Regions from separate parts of the Homo sapiens genome. Here region 1 is linked to region 2. The links are chromatin loops, found by intact Hi-C in ENCODE. Cell type or tissue: Panc1. All regions are shown on one strand. Links, peaks and the distances in the headings refer to the core of each region. The heading gives the core; the rest is flanking DNA. Region 1 has its middle 89 kb from the start of PAPPA2. Region 2 overlaps ASTN1 (astrotactin 1).

Evidence for each region. A loop is a pair of places that touch in the nucleus more often than their neighbours do. Peaks named below come from ENCODE experiments on the same cell type or tissue, not always from the same donor. Only the 100,000 strongest peaks of a DNase experiment are listed, where the experiment ranks them.
Region 1: it touches region 2 in a loop (10-fold over the local background); 60 of 110 quality-filtered maps call a loop at or near these places.

What each region holds. Positions count from the first base shown.
Region 1 is chr1:176,366,137-176,381,636 of GRCh38, forward strand. It overlaps the pseudogene MORF4L1P7. Among named protein-coding and RNA genes, the nearest start is that of PAPPA2, 89 kb to the right of the region's middle. RefSeq lists a silencer at 8,961-9,060. In Panc1, for the core only: CTCF peaks have their summits at 9,039 (motif pointing right) and 9,320; a DNase peak (open chromatin) is centred at 9,075.
Region 2 is chr1:176,875,042-176,890,541 of GRCh38, forward strand. It overlaps ASTN1 (astrotactin 1), which reads right to left. Exons shown (of 23, transcript NM_004319.3): 18 at 13,030-13,163; 19 at 9,298-9,449; 20 at 7,818-7,953; 21 at 1,496-1,596. Among named protein-coding and RNA genes, the nearest start is that of MIR488, 150 kb to the right of the region's middle. RefSeq lists an enhancer at 4,940-5,084 and a cis regulatory region at 5,004-5,021. In Panc1, for the core only: CTCF peaks have their summits at 6,141 (motif pointing left) and 6,346; a DNase peak (open chromatin) is centred at 6,140; H3K27me3 peaks cover 221 bases.

The DNA.
Region 1 (15,500 bases), core at 7,794-10,293, 510 kb before region 2:
AAGGTTTAATGAGTTAAACGTGAAATCTCATTATTTATACCATAATCCTGTCATATTCTAAGGGTCTACAGCAACTTCCAAAAATTGATTTCTCTTGGCCTTTCTCTGTTTGCTATGTAGATCAACTACATGCACCATACAGTGAGGTTGCTATTTTTGTGTGTGATGAGACAATGATTTATGCTGTTTTAGACAAATTGCAATGATAGTTATTTGTGAGATTTTCTCTCCTAATATTATATATCCACTTCATTAAAGCCAAGATTGAAGTGCACAGCTAACTGCTTCATTCTCTGCTTCAATCTTAAACACTTAGCATGTGTTTTAGTGTTCTTTTGGAAGCTTTTCGACCAAGACTTTGGATGATGCAAATAGAGAATTTTCCACCTTAGATTCGAGGCATACTTTGGCAAAAGAAGACATAATGCATTTATAAGTTCTTTGAAAACTATATATCATTGTAAAAATGAGGGCTATTATAATTAGAAGACTCATGATTCTGGCAGCTAAGAGATTGCTTTATATTAGTTCAGAAGCTTATTTTCTTTAGGATTTTGGTAACAGCATTCTCACACGTTAATATGAAAATGGTGTTATTGTATATTCAGGTCTGGCTCTTTTGACTGACCCCCATAGAGGAAGCAAGAGGAAATTGAACACACATACACCCACACCTAACCACACACAGCACCCCCCCACCCTGTATGTATAATTTAATGAAAAATATTCAATATCAGAGCAATTGCTAAAAAGGAAATTTTCCAGAAAACTGTAACTATGTATTAACACATTATACCTAAAAGCATAACGCATATTATTATTTTTCAGTAATCTTAGCAAAGATAAAGTGTATAAGAAACAAAATAAATGACTTACAAAGGAAGGGCCTTTACTTTAAGGACCTTTAAAAACGAGCACAAAAGGATTAATTTTCAATTACATATATTGAATTGAATCTTAGACACTAGAAATGAGAGCATTTTTCACATAGTGTTAACACATACTATAAAATACATGTTGTAAAAGGGGTCAGACCACCAACATTACAAAAGCAGCTTTGACAGCTATATAATAAAACTCTTAGTTCATCATTTTATACATAGATAGCAAGTATGAGATGAGAAAAGGAACTGCATCCTTTTTTATGTGATGGCTTGTCTTTCAGATACCATTTCAGTTAGTAATTATTGGTATTTACTTTCTGTTTAAAAGCAAATAGAAAGCAGGCTTAAACATCACTCCTACTATACACAAGCAATTTTGAAGTACATCATTTGTAAAAAAGAAGGATCAAGAATAAAAATATATTTATAGGCAATGGTGGGCTGGAGATGAGTGGAGTTAACCCACAAGAAGTGATTGTGTGTATCTCCTCCCAACTCCCTGTTCAGTGACATCATGACTATATCTTGAAATTCATCATGGTAGGAGTATTTCACCTCAGATATTGGCAAATGTTGCAAATCAGCTCTCCTTCCCTATCCACAATGAAGAGCTGGTTGTTAAACATTTTTCAGGCCATTACTGAGGTGCACACATAAGTGAGTGTCAGTAGATCATACCTTAATGATGATACTCAGGAGGAACCACACTCATAATTGTTGGCACTATATGAAGTTGAAAAAAAAATCTCTGTCAGATACTTTGAAAATAATGCAGATAGTTTAATATTAAAGCAATGGTCTTCTTATCCAGAGGCGCATTGGCTAATATTGCTTGGATTCATATAAATTGCCTCATTAGATGTGGTGTTCCATCAATCTAGGGCAAGGGTACATCAGGGAGATCTGTAAGGTTTTTGGAATACTGTGGTCTCAAAATTGTAGAGTGGCTGAGTGCTCAACATTATATTGAGTATACTTTATATATGTCATAATTTTACTAACAATATACTCCTTACTGTCTGTATTTCCTTGAGATTTCTTCTAATTTGCATAATCCTCATGAATGACTCTACATTCTTCTCTTGGAAGGAAGATAAAGGAAACCATGTCTGTAACTAAGTTCCTATCATCAATAGGTCATAGTTTTGGTTATTCAGGAACTTTTAACTTCACCTCTGTTCATAAATGATTTTTTGTTTTCAACTGTGGGGTCCATTTGGGCTCTGGTCTTCCGAGGTGGCTAAGAGGTCTCACTAGCTTGGCTGGCAGGTCCATTTTCAGGAGCTTTCTGTTTGTTCTTTTTCATTTGTACTCTCACTTTTGTTTTTCTTTTCTCTAACTTTTTGGAGATCATCTATCCTGGGGAAGCCCTTCTTGTCATTCATTGTGCATATTGTTCTTGTTTGGCTTTGGAAGTTCTCTCTCTTTCTACAGACTGCTGTCCGTGTTTTTGGGAGCCATGCTTTCTGGAACACATTCATCCTTTTTATTTTAACTACTCAAATATATGAAGATTTTTACTTGTTTTTCTCCATGGTGATCTTCCTATGAAGAAAGGCCCATGAAAAAACATTGTTTGCTCACTTTCCTGGAATTTAGACTTCAGGACCTGCTTCAGTGTTATTATCACCGATGTGCCACTTCTTCCTTCGCCTTCCACCCATGATTCCCCAGCTAATATTTACTTCAGGATCCTGCAGGTGCAGCATGCATGCATGAGTTCATTCACACATTCAACAAATATTTAATGGGGACATACCATGCACCAAATATTGTATTTGGTGCTGGAGATACTCTTACATTCTAGAAAGGGTAGACTGAAAATAAGTACTTTTCAGATAATTAAAATATAGTGATGTGTGTGAGGATAGCAAAAAACAGGGCTGGTAGGCAGGCACAAGTAGTGGCCAGAGTCCTGGCCAGAAGAGGCAGCACCTGGCAGGGTCAGGAGATTAGCATAAAAATGGAAGTTTGAAAACATTTTTTTTTTCGCCATCAGAAAAGGAAGAAAAAATATGGAAAGGGGCAAAACTAGAATGCAATGGACCATGTGGTGTTGGGTTGGAGTATTGACAAGAAATTATGAATATATACATAAAATAAGTGTGAGTGTGTGTGTCTGTGTATGTGCACATGCATATATATTCATGTATATACATACATATAAAGGTATATATATGCATATGAATATATATGTATGTTTACATGTGCATGTATTTTCTATTTATGCCCACTGGAAGGAACTGGGAACAGCAATACCCTAATATGATAAAGCTCATATTTTGGTTTCCAAAAACCACTCTCCACTTGAAGAAATGGTGGATTCCAGCAGTGGGGCAGGGAAAGTAGAAGATGTACCTAGACTAGTTCGTTGTGTTAGAAAGAAGAAAATGCTAAAAGAAGATGGACAGTTGGAAAGGACACAGAAAAGAGGCACCTATGGACCAAATCTAGGACAATAGTGCATCAAAATAAATCTTGATAATTACAGATTATAACCTACTGAATAGAACGGGAAGTGATGACTCCACATTGATATACATGAATAAATAAATGGGGAGCAGAGAAAGCTCTTCCTTATGGTAGAAAGATAACTAATAAATGTAGGAGGGATAATGGTATTAGACAATTACCAATGGCAGCCATCAGAGGGATAATTAATTTAGACAAGAGACATCAAGGAATACTAAAACTAGTGGGTAAAAATGGGGTCAGAAATGGGATTTTACATAGTATCAAATTATTCTCCCACAGACTATTTATTAATTTCAAAGATAAATAGTAATTTTACTATAGAGAAATCTGGAAGACACTGTTTTACTCAAATGGTCAAAATTCACACCAACATCTCTTTTGTAGCCTTCCAACATGCCTTTTTCAGTTCACTCTGGCTGGAATGTGAAAAGTTGATGGGAGAGAACAAATGGACTCAAGGAGGCTGGTTAGAAGGCACTAACAGAGATGGTGGTGGCTTAGAAGAAGGCCATATCAGTGGGGTAGAGAGGAGTGATAGGATTGGAAAATTTTGAAGGTGGAATTTAATAGAGTTTGGTGATGGATTGAGAGGTAGGGAAATGACAGAGGATTAAGGATAATTTGTTGAGTTTTGACTTGAGCATCAGGGTGGATTCTGGGTTCATTTACTGAAATGGAAAAGCTCAAGACAAGGGTAAATTTAGAATGGGGGATTGAAATTAGAGTTCTGTTTTGACAATGTTTAATTTAAGATCCATGTGTGTCAGCCCATTTGGGCTGCTATAACAAAATACCTTAGACTGGGTAATTTATAAACAGTATAAATGTATTGATCATAGTTCTGGAGGTTGGAAAGTCCAAGATCAAAGCACCAGCATCTTCAGAGTCTGGTAAGGGCTTGCTCTCTGCTTCAAAAATGGAGCCTTTTTGCTACATCCTCATATGGTAGAAGAGGGCAAGGCAGCTCTCTTCAATCTCTTTTATTTTGCTTTTATTAATACTTTTAATTAACACATAATAATTGTTCATATTTATGGGCTATAGTAGGATACTTTGATACATATATACAGTGCATAAGCTATAATAGTCAAATCAGGGTAATTAGCATATAAATAACCTCTAACATTTATTATTTCTTTGTGTTGGTAACATTCAAAATTTGCATTTCTAGCTATTTAAAAATATACATTAAGTCAGGTGTGGTGTCTCATACCTGTAATCTCAGCACTTTGGGAGGCCGAGGTGAGAGAATCACTTGAGGCCAGGAGTTCAAGACCAGCCTGAGAAAGATAGCCAGACCCCTACCTCTACAGGTGCATGCCTGTAGTTCTGGCTACACAGGAGGTTGAGGCAGGAAGATTGCTTGCCCCCAGGAGTTTGAGGCTGCAGTGAGCTCTGGTTGTACCACTGCACTCCAGCTTGGGCCACAGAGTAAAACCCTGTCACACACACACACACACACACACACACACACACACACACACGGAAAAGAAAAGAAAAAGTAAACAAGAAAATGTATTATAAGTTGTTGTTAATTATAGTCACCCTACAGTGCTATAGAATATGAGCACTTATTTCTCCTATCTAGCTATAATTTTTTATTCATTAACCAACCTCTCACTGTCCCCCATCGGCCTCTCATAACTGCTATTTCACTCTCTGCTTCTATGAGTGAGAACATGTGGTACTTATCTTTCTGTGTCTGGCTTATGTTACTTAACAAAATGTCCTCCAAGCTCATCCATGTTGCTGCAAGGACAGGGTTTCCTTCTTTTTTATGCCTGAATAGTATTACATTGTGTATATATACCACATTTTTCTTACCCATTCCTCCACTGATGGACACTTAGATTGTTTCTATATCTTGGATATTGTGAATAGTGCTGCAATAGCTGGGGCTGCAGATATCTCTTCAACATACTGATTACCTTTTCTTTGGATATACATCCAGTGAGGGGTTATTGGATGATATGGTAGTGCTATTTTTAGTTTTTTGAGGAATCTCCATGCTGTTTTTCATAATGACTGTGCTAATCTACATTCTCACCAATAATGTATCAGAGCTCTCCTTTCTCTGTATCTTTGTCAGCATTTGTTATTTTTTGTTTCTTTGGATAATACCCATTTTATCTGGGGTGAGACTATATCTCACTATGGTTTTGATTTTCACTTTCCTGATGATTAGGGGTGTTAAGCAATTTTTTTCATATACCTGTGGGCCATTCATATGTCTTCTTTTAAGAAATGTCTATTCAGATCCTTTGCTCACTTTTCAGTCAGATTATTGTGTGTGTGTGTGTGTGTGTGTGTGTGTGTCTGTCTGTGTGTTTTGATGTTGAGTTTTTTTAATTCCTTGTATTCCATATATTAGTCCCTTGTTGGATGAATAGTTTGCAAGTATTTTCTTCCCATTCTGCATGTTGTTTCTTCAGTGTGTTGTTTCCTTTGCTGTGTAGCAGTTTTTTAGTTTGATGTAATCCCATTTGGCTATTTTTGCTTTTGTTGCTTATGCTATTGTGGTTTTGTTGATAGAATCTTGTCCAGACCCATGTCCTGATGTGTTTTCCCTATGTTTCCTTCCAGTAGTTTCATAGTTTGGGTCTTTAATTTATTTTGAGTTGATGTTTTGTAGATGATGAGAGATAGGAGTTTAATTTTATTCTTCTACATATGGATATTCAGTTTTCCCAGCACTATTAATTAAAGAGACGGTCCTTTCCTGAGCAAATGTTCTTGGAGCCTTTGCCAAAAATCAGATGGCTATAAATATGCTGATTCATTTCTGAGTTCTATATTCTGTTCTATTGGTCTGTGTATCTGTTTTTATGCCGGTATCATGCTTTTAGTATATTTTCAAGTCAGGTAATGTGATGTGATGTAATGTAATGTGATGTCTCCAGCATTGTTCTTTTTGCTCAGAATTGTGTTAGCTATCTGGAGTCTTTTGTGGTTCCGTATGAATTTTAGAATTGTTCTTTTTCTATTTCTGTGAAGAGTATCATCGGTATTTTGATGGAGTTCATTGAATCTGTAGATTGCTTTTGGTAATATGGTCATTTTTACAATATTAATTCTTCCAATCCATGAACACTGATGTTTTATAGTTTTTCTTGTAGATATCTTTCATCTCGTTGGTTAAATTTATTTGTAGGTATTTTGTTACTTTTTGTAGCTATTGCAAATGGGATTGCTTTAATTTTTTTTTATTTTTATTTTTTAAGATGGAGTCTTACACTGTTGCCCAGGCTGCAGTGCAATGGCACAGCTCACTGCAACTTCTGTCTCCAGGGTTCAAGTGATTCTTCCACCTCAGCCTCCCAAGTAGCTGGGATTACAGGCACCCACCACCACACCTGGCTAATTTTTGTATTTTCAGTAGAGATACAGTTTTGCCATGTTGGTCACATTGGTCTCGAACTCCTGACCTCAAATGACCCACTTGCCTCAGCCTCCCAAAGTGCTGGTATTATAGGCATAAGCCACCCTGCCCAGCCATAAATGAGATTGCTTTTAAATTTCTTTTACAGCTAGTTTATCCTTGGTGTATAGAAATGCTACTGATTTTTATGTGTTGATTTTGTATCTTACAACTTTATTGAATTCATTTATCAATTCTAAGAGTTTTTTTGGTGACATATTTAAGGTTTTCTGTATGTAAGATCATGTCATCTCCAAACAAGGACAATTTGACTTTCTCCTTTCCAATTTGGATGCCCTTTATTTTTTTTTTCCTGCCTAATTCCTTTGGCTAAAACTCAGCCTCTTTAATAAGGACACCAATACCATTCATGAGGACAGAGCTCCCTGATTTAATCATGTCTTAAAATGCTCTATCTCTTAATACTATCACATTGGGTATTCAATTCCAACATATGAATTTTAGGGAGACACCAACATTTAGACCACAGCTATATGTAATAAGAATCTATCAAAGCTATCTAATATATGAATCTAGGGTTTTTGAGAAAAGTATGACACAAAAGTTAGTGGTCATCAACATATATTTGTGGCATTTAAATCTATGATATCAAAAAAAAAAGTCACCTAGGGAGAACACGAACCCAGAGGAAAATGCAGGCTCAAGCCAGAGCCCTGGACACTCCAACATGTAGAATTCCAGCAGAGGAGACAGAGCTGGGAGAAAAGCAAGAGGATATGGTGTCATAAACGCTAAAGACACAAAGTGGAGTACTTAACCAGTGCTGTTGAGACATCAAGTAAGAGCAGAACAAAAAGGTGGCCTTTAAGTTTGATAACATAGAAGTCATTATTTATTCATCAAATTATCTTGAGTGTCTATTTATTGAATGCCAAGTATTATGCTAGGCGATCGGGGAAGAGAGACAAGTAAAAGACAATTAGAATAGAAAATGTGATAAGTGCTATGATAGGGTTCTATGATAAGTGATATGATAGGTTAGGGAAGATATGCCCAACCTAAACTTGGAGGTGGGAAAGAGGGAATGGAGGCCTCCAGGAGATGTTCAAGCTGGTGTTGAGTGTTTAAGAGTGAGTAAGGATTAAACAGAGTGTGGTAAATTTGCTTTAGGCAAAGGAAACTCATGTACAAAGACATGTAGGCATGATAAACAGAAGTATTAGGAGATTGGTTTGGGTGGAATGTAGTGTCTATATAAAACAGCAGAGCAGGATGAGGTAGGAGAGGTACGTAGGGGCCAGATAATAAAAGCCCTGTATCCCTTATCAGGGATTACCTGATAATCGGCAGAAAAGAAGGAAAAGGCACAAAATCAATCACCTTAAGGATCCCAGGATGGAAGATGTGGAGGACTGCCAGGTGGACTCTGGCTATGCTGTTGAAGGTCTGCTTGTTCAGGCTATCTTTTGTTCTTTTAAATTCCTTCTCCAGGTCATGCGAAGTTGTCATTAGGTCCAAAGCTGGGGAGTGGCTTGGTGAACACAGACATGAAGGTTAATAGAGCAGTTGGCAAGGCAGTTTGGAGGAGAAACTGGAGGCAGAAACATCAGGCTGCAGCAGTGACATGGACATAGAATGACAAGGAACTAGGTGAAGGTCAAAGGCAGGCATCCAGAAGAAAACTATCATTATAAAATATTTGTATAGCCAGATGTGGTGATACGTGCCCGTGGTCCCAGCTCCTCGGGAGGCTGAGGAAGAAGGACTGCTTGACCTCAGAAAGTTGAGGCTGCAGTGAGCCATGTTTATGCTGTTGCACTCCAGCCTGGGAGACAGAGTGAGACCTGGTCTCAAACAAAACAAAGCAAAACAGGATTTGTAAGGGTAACATGACAAGGCTAGCAGGATAAGAATATAGTATTAAGAACTTTGTATTTGAATCTGAGATCTGTATCTATTTGATAATCCATAATAGTATGTCTTGTTTTAACGTATATAGTACTTTACTGAATAGTAGGTATTTTCATTTGATCCTAATGTTGGCATTGTATTCCTAAATTTAATAGAAGTGAGGCTAAGAGAGGTGATTAGGCAAACATCACACACTAGTAATAGTGCAAGATTGTAAACCCAAATGTTATAATTTTGAGTTCAGTAGATCATTTTGCTACCTAGAGAAATCCTGGAATAGTTTCTATCTGGAAGGATTACAGTTGGCTCACGTTTGGCTCACTTAAGGAACTGCGTATCTCAGAGATGGTGCTGTTAGGCCACATACAGACACTCACCGCCAGAGGGTGCCCTTACCCCAAGAGAAAGTTGGCAGTTCTTCCTACAGTTGAAGGATTCTGCTAGCTTTTCTTTTTTCAGGTTGTTTCTTTAGAAGTTGCAGAATGGAGAACTGAATTGTAGTAGCCCAAACGCTGCAAATCTCGGAGCAATGACCTGGAGCCTCCCACAGCTTGTGTCAGAGAGGCAAGATTTGTTAGGGAGATGCTTAATTCTCTCTGAAATAATCCCAGATTATGCCTGGTGGAGGAAGAAAAGAGGAACAGTTCAGAAATTAGATAATTCTGGAGATGTTTGGAGATAAAAGGAGTAATTCTTGTGATTCTAACGCAGGAGTGTAGGGTTCTCTCCAGGGATGATTCTTAGTTGATTTGTAGGTACTCTTCGGTAGATATTCTCAAAGGGTCATATTTTAAAATTTTGATTTTGCCTTAATAGGACAAATACTTTTTGCAACGTTATGAAGGCAATAATCTCAGCCTTTATTCTTATTTTTGTGCACAGGTTCATTTCCTATTGCTCTCTTTCTCCTTTCCCTTCTTTTCCCCTTTCTTTTCTTCCCTTTTCTCTTTCCTTCTTGGCTTCCCTCACTCATCAAAGTTATGTTAGCAACGGATAGAAATTAATTTACCTTGTGGTTGAAGTAGCTGATACTGGCTTAAATGTTAAGCCTAGGAGTATATGCATAGTTATAACAGAAATTAAGGTTCTTAAACCATGAAGTTAGAGCTTAACAGTGGATAGAATGGCATCTAGTGTGCTTGGGTGGTGGAGTTTTTTGAGGGGGACCGGTAGTTTCTCCCCGGAGTTTTAATATATTATTTTCTCATGAGCAGTCCTGTATATGACATGTACTTTATGACTATCCCTCGGACTCTCCTGGTCATGTCATTTGTTGTCTGTTCATAGGGAAAGTGTGAAAAGTGCATAATAATCAGGTTTGGAAAATTTGAAAAGAATCTCCCTTGCTCCCTATGCCCTCCTCTCCTCTTCAATAGCCACCCTTTCAGGAGCCCTAGGAGGATGGCAGGAGCAATCCAGGGCCTGAACAATTGAGATGATTCTCTTGGCCTCCACTTACTTTTCCTCCTCTAGGCATGACCTCTGGGTTTGGTTGGAACAAAAGCAGACTCCAAACATCACTTTCTTGGTGCAGGACTCAGTTTGGAAGGTAAGTCTGGACTCAGTCTGGAAGGTGGAGCCGAGGACACCAGATTTATTACACTCATCATTTTCAATGGTTCCTCTCTTGAAATTCTTCCATAGTGTTATGCTTGAGGAGAATTTGGACTAAAATAATGACACTTAAGTTTATACCCTGAGGAAAAAAAGAAGTAAGTAATAAGAGGCTGGAGGCCCAAGGCAATCTCCCAAGTGGACAGTATGTCTAGGTCTTATTCCTGTTTGTTAAGAGTTGAGAGACATAGTTTATCCTGCTTCCTTCATTGGGTCTTACCATCTTTTTCTTGTGACAGATGCTTTCCTTTGTGGCTTGGGACCACAGTGTCAATGTCATGGAATCAACTATTTATCCAATCGGTGGATTTGGGGCAAGTTCTGATTTATGGTTTCATACTGACAATTTGAAATGGAGTGGGTGTAAGTGCACATGCTGAATAGACTTGATATCAGGTTTCATCTTTTGCAGTTAGTCCTGGCCTATATCTCTCCAGTGGTGGTTTCAATAGTGAATCCCAAGGATTATGTGAAGTGTGGGGCCACTGAGTTTGGCACACCTCTCAAATATGTATCTCTAGAATGAGAGGTGGAGTCTGTCATTCCACCTTTGTAGCTTCACCTCTTTAATCCTTTAAGGTTTCTCAGTCTTCATTTATTAAAATGCAGGAATTCCAGTGAAACTCAAAGCTCAGTCCTTAATAGTTAATGCTTTAGTTTTTTTTTTTTTTTTTTGAGATGGAGTTTCACTCTTGTTGCCCAGGCTGGAGTACAAAGGTGCGATCTCAGCTCACCACAACCTCCGCCTCCCGGGTTCAAGCATTTCTCCTGCCTCAGTCTCCCAAGTAGCTGGGATTACAGGCATGCACCACCACGCCCGGCTAATTTTGTGGTTTTAGCAGAGATGGGGTTTCTCCATGTTGGTCAGGCTGGTCTCTAACTACCGAACTCAGGTGATCCACCCACCTCAGCCTCCCAAAGTGCTGGGATTATGTGTGAGCCACCACGCCCGGCCAATGCTTTAGTTTTTAATTAAAGACTTAGCAGGTATTAGAGTCAAGAAAGGTTTTCCCTTATGGGATCTTCAGATATTGTTCACTTTACAGATGAATAAACTGAGGCCAAAGAGAGATAAGAGAATCATCCAAGGTTACACATCTAAAAAAGCGAACCAGGGCTGCAATTCAATTCTTTCAACTTCTACACTTTCCCTTTTTCCCTCTGTTACCCTGTGAATGAGGCTAGGCTAGGGGTGAAGGTGAGAGGGAGAAAAGGATGCCTGAAGGGCAGAAATGAGCATGTGTAACAGAGGTGTTTAGTTCCCCAACATTTATTCAAAAACATTCACAGGACACTACTATTCTAGGCTCTGAGTTGGGCATTGTGGCATTAAAGATAAAAGTATGACTTAGTTGCTATTCTCTCTAGCTCTCCGGTCTAGAGCTGCGCAGGTAAACAAATCAGCAGTTATATTGAGTGTGATGGTAGAAATGAGTGCCATGGGTGTGCATTGGAAGATGGTCTATTGTCAGGATCCTTTTCATTTCAAGTGACAGAACTCTTAGCTTAAACCAATTTGAAGAAAAGAGATAATTTACTGATTCACATAATTAGAAGGTCCAGAAGGTATTTTTGGTTTCAAACACAGATATATTCAGGATCTCAAATACTCCGGACAGTGTCTCTAGGCTCTTTCTTCTTTTGCATTGACATCATTTTCAGACAGTCCCTGAGTGGTGCCAAGGATGGATCAGACATTTGTAGTCTCACTTCTTCTAAGCTTAGCACCCCTAATGGAAAGAGGATTTTTTCTGTCAAGTTACTCTCACTGTACTAACTTGAATCCCATGCCTATCCTAAAGCAACAAGGGGAATTGGAATACTCTCATTGGCCAGTCTGGGTCTGAGTCAAATACTTACCCTGGTGCTGAAAGAATGGGATTAGCCTCACTCAAACAACATGGGTTGATTATGGAGGAGGATGCCTTGTGGTCATGCAAAACCGGCGCACACTGTATCACTAACTGGAGGAGAGGTGGAGAGAAGAAATAGAGGGTTGTTCTGTTTCAAAACCCAACTGGGTGCAGTATGGTTCTACTGATTGTATCATTCTGATGATGATAATATCATTCTGATACTAACCATCTGAAGTTAGTATCAGACTCCCCAAGTTAAAGCATGTTTTCTACAATACTCCCCTTCAGGGTCCTGCTGTACTTTGGGAGGTCTCCAGATAACCTGTGCTTCTGACTGATATAAATTTGGTGGTTTCCATCACTCCCGCTGATTTGATAATTTGCTAGAATAACTTGCAGAATTTTTTAAAGTGTTATGATTACAGTTTTATTATATAGGGCATACATAGTGTGAGGTCTGGGAGGGACTGAAGAGCTTCTACATTCTGTCCTGGTAGAGTCAGGGTCCATTACATTCTTGGCATAACAATTTGTTCAACAACCAAGAAGTTCTGTAAGCCTCCATATCTAGAGTTTTTGTTGGATTTCGTTACATAGATATTATTGATTAAGTCATTGCCCATGTGACTGAGCTAAATCTCCAGTCCTGCTCTCCTCTCTGGAGGTCCAGTGGCTGAAAGTGCCAACCTTCTTCTGGTGATGAGTCCCCATCCTGAAGCTATTTATGGGCCCACCATGAGTTACATCATTAGCATAACAAAGACACTCCTAACAATTAGAAAATCCCAAGAGTTTTTAATAAAAGTTATTTATTTATTTTTAAATTGGAAAATAATAATCGTACATATTCATGGGGTACCTAGTGATGTTTTGATATATATCATGTATAGTGATCAGATTAGGGTGATTAGCATCTCCATCACCTCAAACATTGATCATTTCTTTGTGCTGGGAACATTCAGAGATCAAAGATCAGACAAGCTCTTTATACCACAGGGTTCAAGGAAAGCTTCCTAGGAAAGTTACACTTGAGTTGGGTCTTTACACTTCATATTGGCAAAGACCACATCTGTGTGAAATCACTAATGTGTGAAAAAGAAGGGTAGATTCAAAGGACTACAAGTATAGTGAATAAGGCAAGAGAGTGGGCTATAGAGATGGGACGATGTCCACATCTGTCAGCGCTTTGTAGGTCTGATTTTATCTTGTGCAAGCTGTGAGGAGCCAGTGAAGGATTCAAATTTGAGTCACTAGCATAAATATGGAGGGTGGTGGGAAGTGGAGCAAGATGAAATTATATGACTATAATTAATCAGGTAAGAATTCCAGTTTCCAGAGGCACCTTTTCACTACTTTACCAAGGAGAGACCCTTGCTGCCTATATTAGTGTCCTAGGGTGCTATAACAAATCATCACAAACTAGGTGGCTTAAAACAACAGAAATTTATTCTTTCATAGTTTTGGATGCCAAGAGTCCAACATGAAGTTGCTGTTCAGTTGGGTTCCTTTGGAGGGACGGACAGTGTGTTCCTTGCCTCTCTCCCAGCTTCTGGTGATTGCCAGCAATTCTTGGCATTCCTTCGGTTTCGGAGGCATTGGCCTAATCTCTGTGTTTGTCCTCACATGGTGTTCTTCTGTATCTCTGTGTCCAAATTTTCTCTTCTGATCAGGACAACAGTTATTAGGTTACAACCTACCCTAATTCAGAATGACTTCGTCTTCATTTGATTACAACTTCAGGGACACTATTTTCAAATCAGGTTATATTCACAGGTATTGGAAGTTAGGATTTTAACATATCTATTAGGGGGACACAATTTAGCCTATATCATGTCCCAAGCCTACCAGAACACAGAAAACAAACTGATGAGTCATCTGTGGCTTTGTGGTTAACAGCTATCCCTTTGGCCTCATTCACTTGAAGCCCATAAACTCTGATAGCCCTTCGTGTAAAGTGTCTTTTTCTTTATTGGCTGAGCTGGTAGGGTGAAAAGTATTGTCCTTGCTAATATCTTGGAGGAGAAGAATCTGCTTCTTTATTTTCCCTCCAAAACTATGTTTTAAATTGGCAGGTGGTGGGGGAGGTACTTTGAGTGAGTACATCCCTTCCCTCCAGCAGTCTATAATTCTCATTCTCATAGCAGTCCCATTTCTCTAGAGAAAATAGGTAATGCCTGACCCTAAGCCCAAGGACTGCTCATATCTTTCAGAAAGAGGGATGGTGGTATGAAACAACCATAGAATGACCATACTGACTGTTCCCTTACCTTCTCTCACTTCCTTCTCAACCAACACATGAAATGGTACACTTCAATCTGGTGTCTTCTTTGCTGTGTTTAGGTTGTAGTCCCTTGTAATCAAAATGTTTTACTGATCATGTCTCATTCATTCTAAACATGCAGCTGTGTGTTGGCAGTTCTAAGACTGGTTTCTACACTTTTGATTGAACCAGATACTTCCAGCATGTAAGGTACATCCTGGGAATCACATAGGTACATTTAGGGAGTCAATTTGTTTAATGATTCTCTAATTTCCTCAAAGAGACAAGGTGTACCTAGAAAGAAGTTAAGTTTTTGAGGTCATGGACATTCAGGTGTTTTACTAAGGAGGCCCAATTTCCTGTCTCTCTGGTGCCAATGTTATAAGATCAAGGATGGCTGGCCTTTCTGTACTTCTTTTTAAAGATTTTATGCATTTTTCTTCTTCTATCTACTATGGATTACTGCAAATTAAGGCAAAGGAGTTAATTTTTTAAATTTATTTTTAGAGTTGGAAGTAATGAGGTCTAGGTAGGTGCAGTGAATTTCCCAGATTCACTTCATGGAGTGACTCACTCATCCTGGTTTGTCCCAGACTTTTCTGGATTTCAAACCAAAAGTCCCAGATCTTGAGAACTTCCTCAGTCAGCCTTAAAAAGACCACAAATTCCTCAATGTCAGAGATTGTTTTGCATGGCTTCCATATTCACTATCTTACTCCTTCTTTCCCTCATCACGATATTTAGTGTAAATTTCAGCATGTATCTGCTGTCTAAGAGAATGTTCACCTAAGAAGCCAGAGCTAAAAGCAGCAAAGAAAAATCACGCAATTTCCAGTATTTGACTTTGTCCCATTAGTGTTCCGAATACAGAAAAGACTGAGAAGGTTAGGAGGGAGAAAGTGATGGAAATGGAGGATGCAAACTCAGAATGCTGTTTTTAGTCTAGGAGGAGTCTTCAGTTGAGTTACTGGCTTTTCTCCAAGGGTTAAACAGCTCTGAAGTTCCAGAGGAAGGCCCTGGAAATGTCCCCTTTTTCAGGAGACATCATTATGTAAATTTCTCCCATGAGATCAAAGCAAGTGTCCATCCGGTGATGTCCTGTTCCATCTCCCTTCACCCCT
Region 2 (15,500 bases), core at 4,745-7,244:
TTATAATAATAAATATGATGAATGTTCTGAAGAATAAAACATGGTACTGTGAGGATACCTTATTATGGCTCCTGGCCCTTTCTGCCCTGAGGAAGGAACACTTGATCTGAGATTTGCAGAATAAGAGGTGTTCATCAGTTGACAGGGTAAGAGAATTCTAGGTAATGGGACCAATGTGTGCAAAGGCCTCATGGTAGAATGAAAACGGTTTTGGAAGAACTGAGGAAGGCAGTGAGGCTGGAATGCAGAAATTGGCTAAGGGAGGGGGCCGAAGTGCTGGAGAAGTGGGCTGGGGCCACTCCATTTAGGTCCTAATTTACCTGTTTAATATTTTTGTCACAAGAGGAATGGCAATACATGAAAGAGTTTTAAGAAGGGCCCTTGATATGATCAGGTGTCTGTGTTGGAAATAACCCTACCTTTAACATGCTCTGCAGATTAAAGATGAAAATCTTTTCAGATGTTGCATAGTGCTACAATATTAGTGGTTTTAATTAATGGGAATCTAGGTCACTCTTTCCCCTGTGATTTTGCATCATCACAGTGTCACCCCTTGGACATTCTGGGATTATGTCCCTCCTGTCAATCTAATACACCTGGAGTCAGGAGCCATATATAAGATGATTTAAGGGATGTCAGCAAATCAGACTGGACACAATATTTCTCTTACTGAAACTTGCACAACCTAAAACTTTCAGCATCAATGTCTTTGTTAATATGCAAATGCTATCCGTTCAATACTACCACATTAGTGGTTGATAAGATTACTTAAATTAGTGCTGGAGCCCTGAAGAAGTGGTGACCAGGATGATTAAAATTCTGGTTATAAATAGGGTGTAAAAACCTTAGAACAGGGGATGATGTCAAGACCAGCCCGGTATTGTCATGAGGAAAAGGTAAGCTTTGTGCAATGGATGTTGACTGAAGTCAAGTTTTTCTTAATTAACAGGGACTGATCCTGCAGGGGAGTTTGTACTAAAGACAGCCAGCTATTTATCAAAGAACTGGCCCACAACTTCAAAATATACAATTAAAAATTTTGATGTATTTTTGCCAGGGATGGGAGGATTTAGCAATTAACTGCAAATCTGCAGCCTTGCTGTATATGTTAATTCAAAATAATCTTTCAGATGTACAAAAACCTATAGACAGAGTGAGTGACCCTATCAGTATCCTGAGGGCAGAGATCACAGGTACTTCACTACATACGTCAGCACCTGGCATACAATCGTGTATGCTAGGGGGCTTCATCAGTGTCTCCTATGGGCTCCCTGACTTAATGACTGTGTGGAGTAATGCAATACGATGAGGACTTTTGCCAGCGGCTGAGTATTATTTCTGGAAAGGCAACGCTCCTGTACTGGGCCTTGAATTCTCCTTCCCTGCTGAACTCCAGGTTGTTCTATTCAACTCTCTTGGTCCTTCTGTCCTCATAGCAAGTGGTGGGTACCTGGGGCATCCCTTCAGAAACACTGCTAACTTCGATGTCTCTTACCTTGAGCCTTGACATCATCCACCACGGGGCATGGGGTCTTCACGATCACGTCGCTTGGCCTGGAGCGCCGTCCTGTGTTGTCCACTCCCCACAGCGTGAACCTGGCAGGGAGTGGGAGGGCATGGTTAGCAGAAACAGTGTGGCTGGAGGCTAGATCTCTGTGGCCCTAGCTCATGGCCCAGCTCTGCCTGAATGGGTGGCTATGGACCCAGATACTCTCGTCATCCTGGGTCACGTTTACTGCCACCATCCCAGGCAGAAAGATGAAGCCTAGAGCCTCTCACTGCTTCCTAGTGGGTCTTGGGTTGTAATTTGCTGTCTTGGGTATATTTTTTGGCAGAAAGCATCTGGCATCAGGCACCGGTTCTCAAAGTCGGGCCCCCAGACCAGCAGGACCAGCATTACCTGGGAACCTGGGAGCAGCAGACCCTAGCCCAGACCCACTGAATTAGAAACTCTAGGGATGGGAACCAGACCTCTGTGCTTTCCCGGGTGTTCCAGGTGACTCTGGTGCCTGTTAAACTTTGACAACCACTCAGGGGAAGAGTTTATATCTTTGGAAACAGACAGTCAGAACTTGGGTCTGAAGCCACATAGTTATAGTGAATGCCTGTGAAATGGAGATGATAATAAGACTACTTGTAAGCCACTGTGAGAACGAAATGAGACAACAATGTACAGAAATACCTGAAAGATAATATGGTTCATGACATTGCATATATCACACTAGTTCTCTTCAGTTCCTTCCCATGTGCAGTCAACACCTCTATGCAAAGGACCGGGGACAGCTTCCCTCTTTAAAGTGAGATGCAAAACAGCCCTAGTGGAGAGTCTCTTGGCTTGCCTGTGGCTAGACTCTTCATTCCCCACATACAGCTCACTCTGTTCCTCTGAGATACTGCCCACTGTGGACCAGGAATCCAGAGTGGAAACATCGCAGTCTCCATGACAATGTGAAGACATGATTCTAAGGAGCCCCTTCCTAGAAGAAAATGAAAACCTGGCTATTAAAGGCTGAAAGTAAAATTTCCCCTTGGGTGATGGAGCTAGATGGAGAGGAAGAAGAGGAATTCTAGGTTCTGCCACTGAAAAGGGAATCTGAACACAACCATGGCAATCAGCTCTGGTGTCTGTGCCAAGGGCCTCTGATAACCAACCCAGTCGGTCTAAAGAAAATCATTAATGTCGCCTTTCTTGTCACTTTACTTTCTGCTGTGTCACCACAGGAGGCTGCATTTATTGGCAATTATTTTGTTTTCTTTTGGCACAGTTACAGGGAGGGAGAGAGGTGAAAAGGAGAGAGAGGCCCCAAGACACAGTGGTCCAGTTAAATGTCAGCTTGGCATGGAACAGACGTGCTGGTGAAGTAGAAAAGATATAGATAATTGCTTAATGATTCTGGCAAGAAATATGCATTTCTCTCAACAGAGAAAAGACAACCATGGCCCACCACTCCCTCCCCACAAAGACATCCACAGAATGGTCAGTGTGAGAGCCTGTGTGCCCCAATACGCCATTTGCCTTCCCTCTACCTTCTCCAAATTATCATGCTGAATTACGGGGGCCTCACACAGGCAGCCCCCATACCACCTGAACACTGGTCTGCTGGGACTCAGAATGTGACGATCTGCCTAGATTCAGGACACAGCAGGTTGGGCCACACCTGCTGGCCTCCTGCAGGACTCCTGCCCCTCCTTGCTGTCAGACCAGGACCAAGTGTGCAGCCCTTCACTCCTGTCTACAACACGGTGGCTCAATCCACTTCACTGGCCTCTGCCTCATCCCCTGTTCCTGAGTTCTTATAAATGGTCTTACCTTGTACTCAACCCCAGCCTGACCCTGATTCCAAACTCAAGGTCTTCTCACCCTTGTCTCCTTGCCATTCCTCTCCTCTAAGCTCAGAGGGGAGCCCCTACAGCTTCTCGGTGGCAATGCTAGGCTGGCTGGACCCCTAGCAGTGGCAGTCATGAAATTTTGCATCATTTGGCCCCACATGCCATATGCTGATGTTTCATCAGCTTCTGGTACTGTTTCTAGAATTGTGAATGTGGCCACCAAACCCAGCAGCTGGTGTATCTGACCAGCCCCGTGTAGAACTAGCTCTGTTCCTGGTTCAATCCCACAATCCAGTCCCAGGTCAGCACCAACTCCCTCCTCTGCCCACCTGCTCTAGACCATCTTGACCTTCCCTTTCAAGAAGGCGCCCAAAGGTACCACTCTGCAGATTTCAGACTTGTACCTAGTAGTCTGGGACTCCCACAAGGCGAAGTTCCCCCTCATACCCGTGTTTCCTCCATAAAGTAGCAAGTGAGAAAGCCCCAGGATTAACAATGTCATACAAACCTCGGTAGCACTGCCCTCTAGGGGCCCGAGTGAGCCCCCTTCTCCCACAGAGGTCCTGACACCAGGGCTCTTGTGCGTAGGAAGTCCGTCCTCTGCCCAGAGGTGGAGTGGCTTTATCCTTGTTGCAGACTGTGCCCTAAGCCCAGTTCTGGCTATCAGTTCTCATCAGTGTCAGGAGATAGGAAGTCCTGTTCTCTCCCAGGCTGATGCTCTCAGGCCAGCATGGTCACAGGGCTGGGGCATGGGCCTGACCCGGTCCTCTGGTCCTCGCAGTTCGCTCTCCCTCTTCCTACAGGGCCTGCACCCCTGACTGTGTGTCTGAGTCCGTAAGTCTAGGCCCCTGTTCTGGTTTCCATTGCTGAGGTCCTGCCTGCCCAGTGCCCCATCCCCTGTCATTCTGGCCCTGCTCTGCCTGTTCCTGCCTGACTACCAGAGCCCTGAGCATGGTGTTGGAACTCAGGTCAGGGCTGCAGTCTGGCTATGTGCAGCTCTGGGCCACATGATGCTGCCTGCAATATGTTAAAATGTCACCTGCCCTAGACCGTCTATGGCTGCATTCCAGCCACCTTTTGTAGCCCACCATTCCTTAACCCTGGACCCTTAATTTCTAAGTGTCCTTGGACTATAATGAGAAACATCCTACTTCGTTGTCAGATGGACCCCTTCTCTCTCAGTCAATCCCCACCTCTCCCCCCGCCCCCAAGCTGGCCCAAGCTCTGCCCTGTGGCCTGCCTTGCTGTAAGTTCCAGCTAAACTGTATTGGATGCTGACCTAGGATGAAAATACCTGTCCTCACATTAATTCTCACATTACCCCAATGGGGCAATCAGTGCAAAATTTAAGTTCTCCAGCTCTTTCCACTTTTAGTAGTGTATTTTATTTTTAACATGAAGCAGGTATTAGAAAAGGAGATACTTCACTTAACCTTCTGAGGAGGGTCCAGGCTTGACCTAAGGGCCATTCCTCAGTAGTCCCAAATCCCTCAGTTTTGGAGGGCCCACTGAAAGAGCAGTCAGTTTATTTCATCATCATGGCCGGGGGAGCACTTTACACATTTCATGTGGAAATGCCATGTGCGGTCATCTCAGAAAGGCCTCGGCTTACCGTTAGCGTTATCGTTTCTACCACTGAACACTCAGCACCCTCAGAGGGTTAGATGGGATTACTGGGCAGAAGAGATAAGCCCTGCTCCCAGTGGGAAGGCTCATGTGTTAGTATATTTACTGCTTTGTCCAAAACTCCTGGGCTTCTTCCACTGCTGCCTGGCTGGGATTGTTCAGCCCACAGCTAGAGACTTGGTGATGACCCCAACGGAGGCCTGTGTGAGTGCGCACCGACACAGAACAGCTCTGCTTCCAAAGGTGGGTCTTAAAGGCCTGAAACTTGATGTGAGTGGAGGACTCGTAAGCCCCCTGCTAAGGACTGGCTCTCTTGTCTGATACTTTCCCACTTTCCTTCTCCAGTCATGGTGGTTTCTGCCCATCCCTCTGATCTGCCTCCCTTTTTTCTGAATTATCTGTCTGCTGTCACACGTCCGGAAAGAGAGCAGCTCTCCTGTGAGCATGCATTGTGATGATGGGGCAGTAGGTTGAAAGGCCTGTGAGTCACCTCCCTACCCTGGCCTCAGTTTCTTCATCTGTAAAATGAAGAATGCTGGACCAGACATACTTTAAGGTCTCTTTCAAGTAGGAGTTCTTCGCTGTTTTTGGGCCATGGATCCTTCTCAGAATAATGTTTTAAAAAGCATTAAATAAAATATAAAAAGTGACAAAGGAAGCCAGCTAAGCAGAAATGCTGTTCCACCTCTGTGGATCCCAGGTGCAGAGCCAGCGCTCTGCTTTAATATGAGGTAATGAGGTCATGCTCTGAGATTCTCACAGTAACCTAGAGCAGCAGGGAGTTAAGATGCAAGGCTTGCATACCCGAAGCAACTAGCTGTGTGATTCTGGGGCGGTTACTCCGTTTTCTTGCACCTGTTTCCTCAATTAAAAAATGGAAACAATACCCCTAATCTCACAGAGTCAGAGGGGATTCTCAGAGTCAGCACTCCATTAATGAAGGCCGCCCTCCTCCCAGTTTATAGAAAGAAAACTTAGTTGGAGAAAGTTTCAGTGTCTTGCTTACAGCCATTTAGTGGTTAGGAACAAAAAACCAGGCTTGCAGCCCATGTATTCTTAACTCTTAATCTAGGGCTCTGTCCCTATCCCAAGGGCTGAAGCGCAGCTCTCCTGGATCCTTCCGGGAGAGGAATGTCACTCCTGGCCTCCCACACGGCCCTCTTCTTGTGATCTGCAGCGCCACCTGGTGGAGATTTGCTGTTTCTTCCTTAGCCCCCTGCATTGGCTCCAACTTCTCAATAAACAGCATTCACAGTTCGCATTTTATAAGATGTAGGAGGGACATAATGGGAGATCAGCAAAGACAGCTGGAGTGAGAGACGGTATTGGCCTCGGTCTCTGATCAGAAACGCAGCCAATCAGGCCAACATGAGGAGGGTCGCAGTGTGGGTAATGGCTGCACTCCTAATACCACTTCTTGTACATTGGAACTTTGGAATTCCTAAGTAACAGTGTGATTTAGTCACAACTGAAGGACTACTGAGCCTTTACTATAAATGATAGTTCAAGTTTCACTGAGTTTGAGATGCCTTACAGCAGGTTAGGTGGTCTGCACTCCCAAATCCTTGTTCCTTTCACCTGCTCCCCTCCAATAAAGGGCCACAACTGCCCCCTATCAAAAGAGCCAACGAGAATCATGGCATTGGTGGAATCACCCAAAAAGTGGACCAACATGGTCTTAGTATTCTCATCTGTGTCTATATATACTGTCGAAATCCTCTAGAATGTCACTTGTGTTTATGTACTTTACTTTCATCATGCATAGCCCATAGCAACATCCCTTTTTCCTATATTGAAGACATTCAGCCTGAGCACTGAAGTTCATCTTGCAATCAATGCCACTCAAATTTCTAGTGCTTTTCATCTCTGAACTCTTTAACTGTGGAAATAGACATGATTTATTCTGGAAACCTTGACTCTATTCTCGTGATCTCCTCTGCAAACTGTTAAATGTTTTTCATACTGATGGGGTCACGAAGTCCTACAACGACATCACTATGAATTCTGCCTTAGCACCCAAATTTTTCCATCATGATTTAGATTCTATCATTATCTCTCCTTTTCTGGCATCTTTTACATCTCTGCGTCACAAACATTTTACAATTGTTTCCAGAGCACAGGGAGAAATGGGGAAGAGTTCGCAGAAAGAATAGGGTCATTCCAATGGCCATGATATAGTTCGCTGCATTTCTTTGAAGAAAAGTGCTGCCCATTTCTAACATTTCTAAATTACTTCAATGCCATTGGAGCTAGCTAGCTTTCTAAAGCAGAGTTCTTGGTATTCTATGCCTTTCCTCAAAAATGACTCCTTGGACTTATAGCATTCTATCTTTCCAGTCTCACTTTCTTCCTTTCCCTTTTACTCACCGTCTGCCTCTGCCCTACTAGACTACTTGCTACTCACCTTCATGCTTCTTCACCTTTGCCTTTGCAGCTTCCTGAGCCTAGTATACCTTTTCCAACATGACTGTTGGTTGAAATTCTACACAACACAGTTTAGATGACATCCACTCTAGTTAGAATTAATCACTTCTTTCTTCTCTTTTACAATTTTTTTTTTCATTTTTTGCTTTTCTATCTACATTTATTTAATTCTGCCTTAAGTTAAAGTTAGTTTTTTATATCTTTCCCCTCTATGTTGCAAACTCCTCAAGGGACAGGACCGTATTATCTTTCTAGATCCCCCCATTCCAGTGTCTAAGTACTCGAGAACATTCTCTATAATGCCACCTGGGATAAGACTTCAGAGACTCAACATGTTTTGCTGAGTCTCTAAAGGAACTCAAGTAGCAAGAAGAAACCGGTAAGAAGCCTTGGGACTGTCAGGGTAAGAAGTCACTAGGTAGGTGTGTGTTACTCACATGTAAATGGTGTCAGGTTCCAGGCATCGTATGATCAGAGAGATGGTGGTGAGCTGCTTGTCCGGCACCTGAGATGGCATTGCACAAGGAGACTTTGCTCCAGAGATGATGTCGTCCACAAAGCTCAGCACTGTTTCTGCCCAGAGGAGAAGGAATGGAAAAAGCATGAGAAACAATGACGGCCAAGCAATGAGGAGATGGAGTCAACTCAATGAGAACTTAACATGACAATGATTTGGTCCTCAATCTCTAGAGTAGAGAAGGAGACTTAGAAGGAATGGCCTTTTCTATTTCATATTTAACCACTCAGAGCTGTCTAGAGTTAGTTCAGACACAACTAGGGCAAGGGATACACATCACACCTGAGAGCTTCTTTTTTTTTTTTTTTTTTTGAGACAGAGTCTAGCTCTGTCACCCAGGCTAGAGTGCAGTGGCGCGATCTTGTCTCACTGCAACCTCCGCCTCCTGGGTTCAAGCAATTCCCCTGCCTCAGCCTCCCAAGTAGCTGAGATTACAGGCACATGCCGGGGTTTCACCATGTTGGTCAGGATGGTCTCGAAATCCTGACCTCGTGATCCGCCCAGCTCGGCCTCCCAAAGTGCTGGGAATACAGGCGTGAGGCACAACGCCTGGCCTGGGCGCTCCTTTATAAAATTTTCTTGGCATGGACAGAGATAGCATTCTGGTCAGTGGTCCCTGCCGTACCTCAGCAATACCTGTGCGCATCAGGCAAAGGGCCTTGGAAGAAGCGGTAGGCAGCTCTCTATGCCTGAAGCAGCAGCTGCGTATGTCTCTAACCCTCAGTGGCAGGCTCACCAGTAGCTGTTTATTTTGAATTAGATTGTTGGTGCCATCATCCTGCTGGTGACCACATCCCATGCATAAGTTTTTGGGATTATGAATGTTGACCTTTCACTGTGTGCAGGTAGTGAAATACTAAGGCAAGGAACATTTTTCATGGGGTGTTTCCATTTTGTTAAGGCTTCCCTCTTACTAGCTGGACCTGAGAAAAGCAGTTTGCTTCAGGAAAAGACATGGGCCAAACACATCTGTTTGCACATGCTTTTGCCTGGAAGGGGGTTATTAGCAAAGGAATTTTTTTTCTGTAATCATGGCAGTGGTTAGCAGAGAATTGTTTCCTAATTGTGGGCTAGGATAACTAGTGTATTGTATTGTTGTTTCTTTGTGAGTGTGCCTAGAGGCAATGAAATGGACACCTCTTTTATAAACAAAAAACAAAATCAAAACAAGGCTTTGTCAGATGCTCACCAGGCAAAAACTCTTAAATGGACAAGATGGCTGCTGCTTGGAAGAACAGCTGCTTCCTGGAGAAGAAGAACAGCTTCTTCTTCTCCCTGCTCCTCCTGCATTGCCCTGGGATACTGGGGACCTGGAGCAAAGCCATGAGGCAGGGCATTTTTCTTTGTTTTAGTTTTATCACCTTGGATCAAGACAAGCCCATGAAGTAGAAGGTGCTCACCTGTCTCCACTTTGGAGTGGTCCATCCTGTCAGTGACTTTCTCTTGACGGAGGAGGTAATCTACAATCTGCACCCCGATTGGTGGCTCTGAGTGTTCCCACTCCAGGACCACAAGAGTGCTGCTGGGCTCGTGAACCGTGGAGAGTCTCAGCCTGTGTGCAGACAGGAAGGAACATGAAACAGGGACACAACTGTGACTCACTTTGGGCACTGACTACCTCAATTGTGATACTGTAAGCTTTTCTTTCCCAACCAACTACAAAAATGATCTCTTTGAGGGCCTGTCTCTTTCAAAAGATAGTAATGTTTTTGAGGACTCTTGAGATCTATGTTTTATGTATTAAATGCCTGTTACATATTATAAACTCAGCCAATAAGTGTAAATAAATAAATCAGTAGGTGAGTCAAAGATTAATGAATGTCTGCATATTACATGGGTCAGAGGATAGGGCTTTTGGAGTAGTACCATTTTATATGGCTGGAAAATATCATAATTTCTAGATTTTCTCTTGAAAAATATCAAGAGAGTGTGTGTATACTGCTCATATAAAGACGTATTGAAGGTGATGTCCAGAATCTCAAATTAATAAGGCCACAGTTGGTTTGGCTTCCATAACCTTATCAGGATCTGCCGTGCTGGTGGGGGAAACCCCAGCTTCCCTTCTTGCTATGGGAACTAACCTATCCTTTTCTCCAGGCCATCTGCTAGCTGGACCTTGGAACAGGTTCAGTTTGGAAGTAATATTCATAGGGGGCTTTACTGGACAAGAGAAAGTTGGCCACATGTCAAGTTCTCCTTGGAGTGATGTCTTCTGCCTGCTTGCCCAGATTCTGATTTCAGTTTCTGTCTTTGCTCTTGGGTTTATATGGATATCCTGGTTCCTGATTCCAGCCTTTCCTTGCTTTTCTCACTTCATACTCTCCTTATTCTTTACAAGTTGTCCACATTTACCACTGTCTTGCCTTGCCAGCTCATACCTCTCTGTACCTCGCAGAAACTTAATAATCCTTGTTGGCATTCACTGGTATGGATCTCTTAATTATCCACGTGGTTTCAATTCACAGCCACCTTCTGATTTCTTGTATGTGCCTCAGGTTTCCCCTCTTTCTTCCAATTCTGTGTTTCTTTCAAGATGACTGGATTCTGGGAATGTTCCCCATTCCTGCTCACTCCAGCCTCCCTCCCTTACAAGTATCCCTGCCATTTATCTCATCCTTGGTTCCCAGATATCATGATCACTCATATTCCTGGCCCTCCTTTTCTCTGCTTGGCTCACAGGTGCCTGTCGGTCGTCTCAAGGATCACTGTGCAAGGTACTAAGAATGAATGACACCAAACCATCTGCAATCTTCAATTTCAATTCAACAGATATTTGTGAAGCATCCATTTGCTACTGGGGATGCAGTGGTGCACAAGCCCATCCCAGTCCCTTCTTTAAAGGAGCTTAGTGAGCAATAGAAGCATATAATTATACATGTGATTATAATAATATGTGATAAGAGTTTCAAAAATAAATTATAGTAGACTGTGGACACAAAAGTAAGGAATTCAACTAGTGGGAAAATAATACAAAACACATGCTCTTCTGTTAGTGAAGGAGTGCATAGTTTGCATATGACATTGAAGATGGAATAGACCCAAAACTGTGCAGATATTGACAAATTCATTAATTAGAGTCATATGCAGAGTGCTGTTTTGAAAAAAAAAGCATTAGGAACGTTAAATAAGTTAGATTTCTGAGAACACAAATTCTGTGAAAATATGGACTAAACCCGGCCTCTTCTGAGAAATAGAAGTGTATATGATTTACACAGACTTGTGTAAAACTAAAGTATATTTTCGTTTCCCACTGAAACTAAGGTTTGCTACTGAAGGAGGTGATCAGTTGTCAAGAAAAGGAAAGTCCTTAATAGACATTTACTGTTTATGAAAATTTAGCCCAATTTAATCTTTTGCAATAAGATTTAGTAAACACAGGTTTAAAAACAAAATAAGCCCTAGGACATTATGGCTGGATCTTGTGTCCACCTGATAACATTTGGTAGCTTCAGTATTGTTTCAGAGGTAGCTCTCTTACCTGGTGAATTAGTGTAACAGCAGCAGTTCTCCTAGTGGCTCCCTTTATACTAAATGAAGGAACTTTTATTAATAATGAGCTTGATTCTCTTTTAACTCAAGAAGTCCAATCATGACTATGAAGAACAGGAAGCCAAAGGCTAGTGTATCTACAGCCAAAGGCTGTAGGTATCTAAAACCACCTACAGAGAGAAGACAGACTGTGGACAAGAGAAGAAATTGGCTTGTAATGACCCTCTAGTGCTGCATTCTCCTCCTTCCTCTGATTTCTTCTTGCTCTGTCCTGGCCCTTTAGTGCCTACCCGCACCTGCATGAAACAGGCCAGAGGGCAGCCTCTCAATTGCTGCTTTCCTAAGCGGTCTGTTGCTCCTGCCTACTCAGCCTTTCACTTTTGCAGGCCCTGATCTTTACTTCAGGATTTCTTTGCCTTACCAGCCCCTGGGGTCACTCTCTTCCAGCTTGTCATGCCAGCAGTCTTTATTAGATACAATATTCCTGTGGCTTCAGTCCCATGGCAGATGCCATATTAGAGGCTACAAGGGATTCTTGTCTCAGGTCCTGGCCCTCAGCTTGGCCAGTTCTGTTTCGTCTTCCATTGAGGGGAAGGAAATTGGGCATGTCCATTCTCAGACACCTTTGTAGCACTTCATCCTCTTCACCCCTCAAATGCAGACTCTCCTATTGTTCATCCCCAGCCCTCTGCTCTTCCCACTTGATTATTGTTCTGGAGCACTCTTTCTAATAGCTGTGGTTTCATCTCCCATTTCTCTGGGGTTGACTGAAATCTCATCTCTAGTATTTACTTTTTTGCAGAGCTCCATCTTTCTTTCTGCACACTGAACATCCCCACACACTCAACTACCCCATGACAGCTCCAAGGCAAGCCCAAATGAAACTGGCTTCCTCCTCAAACCTGCCTATCCTTTGATTCTTCTTTGCTCACTGGTGGCCTATTCATCTTCCCAGCCACCAGGGTCAGAAGTCTTAAGTTCACTTTCCACTTCTCCTTTCTCCTCACCACTACTTCAATCAGTCACCAAGCCCTGTTGGTTCTGCCCCAGATCATCTCTCAATTTTATCCTCTCCGTACTATAATGGCCAAGAACATGCCTCTTAACCAATTCTGCTTCCTGCTCTACCACTTTGGAAAATCATTCAATCCATTTGAATGCATTTTTTTTTGTCTATTAAATGAGCAGTATCTAACTGCTCCATACAATGCCTGGCACCCAGTAAGTGTTCAATGAGTGGTTATGTTTTTGGTCTAGTTAAGCTCTCAGTGTAGATCTCTAACTTCTTCCATTACAATGGCACTTTTCTCCCCATTGTCTTCTAGTTATGCTGTCCTACTTTCTCCACCTTCAAGGAGAAGTTCAAGCGCCACCTCCTCCACAGAGCCGTCACCATGGCGTCAGTTCAGACTTGACCATTCCCTCTTCACACTTTCTTTAAATGCCTCTTGTTAACACTTGTCACACCCTTTCTCTACTAAAACCATCTGTGCTGCCTCCCTTGGTAGATTGAAAGCTCTCTAAAGGCAGGTATTGTGTCATATTTTTCTTTGTTTCCCAGTACCCAGCCTATTTCTTTGCAAATAGTAGACGCTCATTATCTGTTTCCAGAGTAATGCTGAAAGAGAGAAAGAGAACCATACACAGGCTGTGGGAGAGGCGCACAGGTGGGGAGTCCATCAGCTCCAAAAGCAGTGGAGTCACATCGACACCAGTCCTCGATGACATCTCCAGTCCCTGAGCACCAGAGAGAGCTCATGGTAGCCTCCTGCAAGAGCTGCATAAGAGAACAGGGAAAAGATTGAGTGTTGAGAAGCCAGGGCTAGGCCATCAGAATCAAGAGGCAGAGTGTCAAGGATCTGCATGGCCCTAAATTACTTCCAGCAGCAGGTTGTGTCGCCACTTTATCATTGTCTCAAATTCTGATTCCAGGAGATTGTTTCTGGGAAGCCTGAGCCTCTTAGAACCTCTAGGGTGTCCATCTCCCTTTACCGTAACAGTTCCTCCTTGTGGTAATGGGCTGCCACTTTGGCAGCAAGTCATATTCCGCCCTCCATCTGTCTCATATACCACTCCATCATTCCACAACTTAGGCTCTAGAAAAAAAATTACGCCTCTACCACACATCTTCTGGGTGGCTACTCTTCCCTCTGCCCAGAGGCATTTGCCTTTTCCCAAATGCTTCTCTGTGCATCCTTATCTACCTGCCCCAGTATTCCCTTTGCATTCCTTCAGCATGCTTTCTAACCTGCTTGCAATATTTTTGCAATGCTGCCTTGGGTTGTGACTTGGCATTAGGCATTTCTTTCTTAGTAAATCATGAACAGGAGAAGCAATGTGGCACACAGGCTAAGAGCTGGGCTCTGGAGCTGTCAGCCCTGAGTGAGAACTCCTGCTTTGCCAATCACTGCCATGTGACCTTGGGCAAGTTACATAAGCTCAGTTTCCTCAATAATAAAATGGGATAAAAATAGCACTTTCCTAATAGGCTTGCTGTGATAATTAAATCTAATAATATGTGCCAAATGAAATAATGTATGCATAGTACCTGGAACACATTAGTCACGAATAAATGCCAGCAATTATTATTGCCTTTGAATAACAGGGTTGAGTCTTAGATAGAAATTTGTAACCATCACAGAACCTAGCAGAATTCTTTACATGCAGAGGGTTCATAGAGATATTTACTATTAAGTAAAAGGACAGAAGAATAAAATTAGACCAGTGAAGTAACAGAACCCGTAATAGGGCCAGTCCCTGGTGGCGACGTGGATCCTGATGGAGTACTGACCCTTCAGTGGGGCGCTGCTGCCTCAGCCCTATCCCAAGGGGAGGGAGAGGGTGGGACTGGCTGCAGGGAGCATGGCTGGTCCAAGCTAGCCAAGTCAGGACTTTCTCTCTGGGTGAGCTCAACATCTGCAGCTTTGGCTGTTTCTTATGATTCTCTTCTCTTTGTTTCATTCTCACTACATTCACACCTAATCAGTAAATTAGAAAAGTGAAACCTGGCTATCCTTGAAAATTTTAGACCAAAGAATTCAAAAGAAAAAAGAAAAAAGAAAAGAAAAAGAGACAAACGGAAAACAGGAGATAACTCTCCAAAAATCAGAATGTCTAAACCTAAAGCCAGCAGCCTATGTTCCATTCTTTCAGAACTTTACATTGGCCACCTTAGGTTAGAATAGTTAGACTAAGGGTCCATCCTGCCCCCTCCCCAGATCGGAAGCCTCTAGGAAACAGAAACCAATGAATGATTATAACTATCATTTGTGCAGAGATTTATAATTTACAAGGCCCTTTTTGATGCTAACACTTTGATGAATGGTTATCATGATTTACAGTGGAGAAGACTGAGAGTCAAAGAGATGAGGTGACTTGCCCAGGGTCATAGGGTGGTGAAAAGGGCAGTGCCAGAACCTGAGTTCAACATGACTCACTGGACAACTCAGGCTCCCAGCATGAAGCCTGGTGCATAAGTGCCCACTTTATGCTTTGCCTGACTGATCCAAACTCAAAATTAAAAGGTGCATTGCTTAAAACTAGGAAAACAGATGTCCTTTGAGATAGGTAGAATAAAGGCAACATTGTGACTACTGCCTTGCAGAGCCTTCAATCAACAATTATTTGCTAAGCACCTGCAAGGGGCCATTTTCTACGTGAAGCATTAAGGATACGAGGATGCACAAGACACCTGTGGCCCCTGTCTGCATAAATCTTAAAGTCAGATGACAAACAAACTAGCAAAGTTACAATAACCAAATCACCACACCTGTGGTTAGAACCTCAAAGGAAAAGGTTGAGCTGCCATGAATGCATATGGTGGCAAGAGAGACAAGGAAGGGTAGATAAGCTTACAGAAGGGTACGCGGAGGCCTCTATGAGGATGCAACTTTTTATCTGAGCTCTGAGGGCTGGATCAAAAGTTATTTACTCATGAAAGTTGAAGTAGTGTTCCAGGTTGAAAAAACAATGTCAACAAGACCAGCCTGGATGGAACTTGACTTCTAAAATCAATGGAAAAAAAGGTGGGTCTGTCTGTAAAAGACAGCCTGAGGGAGAAAAGACATTCTCAGCAAGTGGGAGGGAGACAGGGCTGAAACACAGAAGCCTTGTG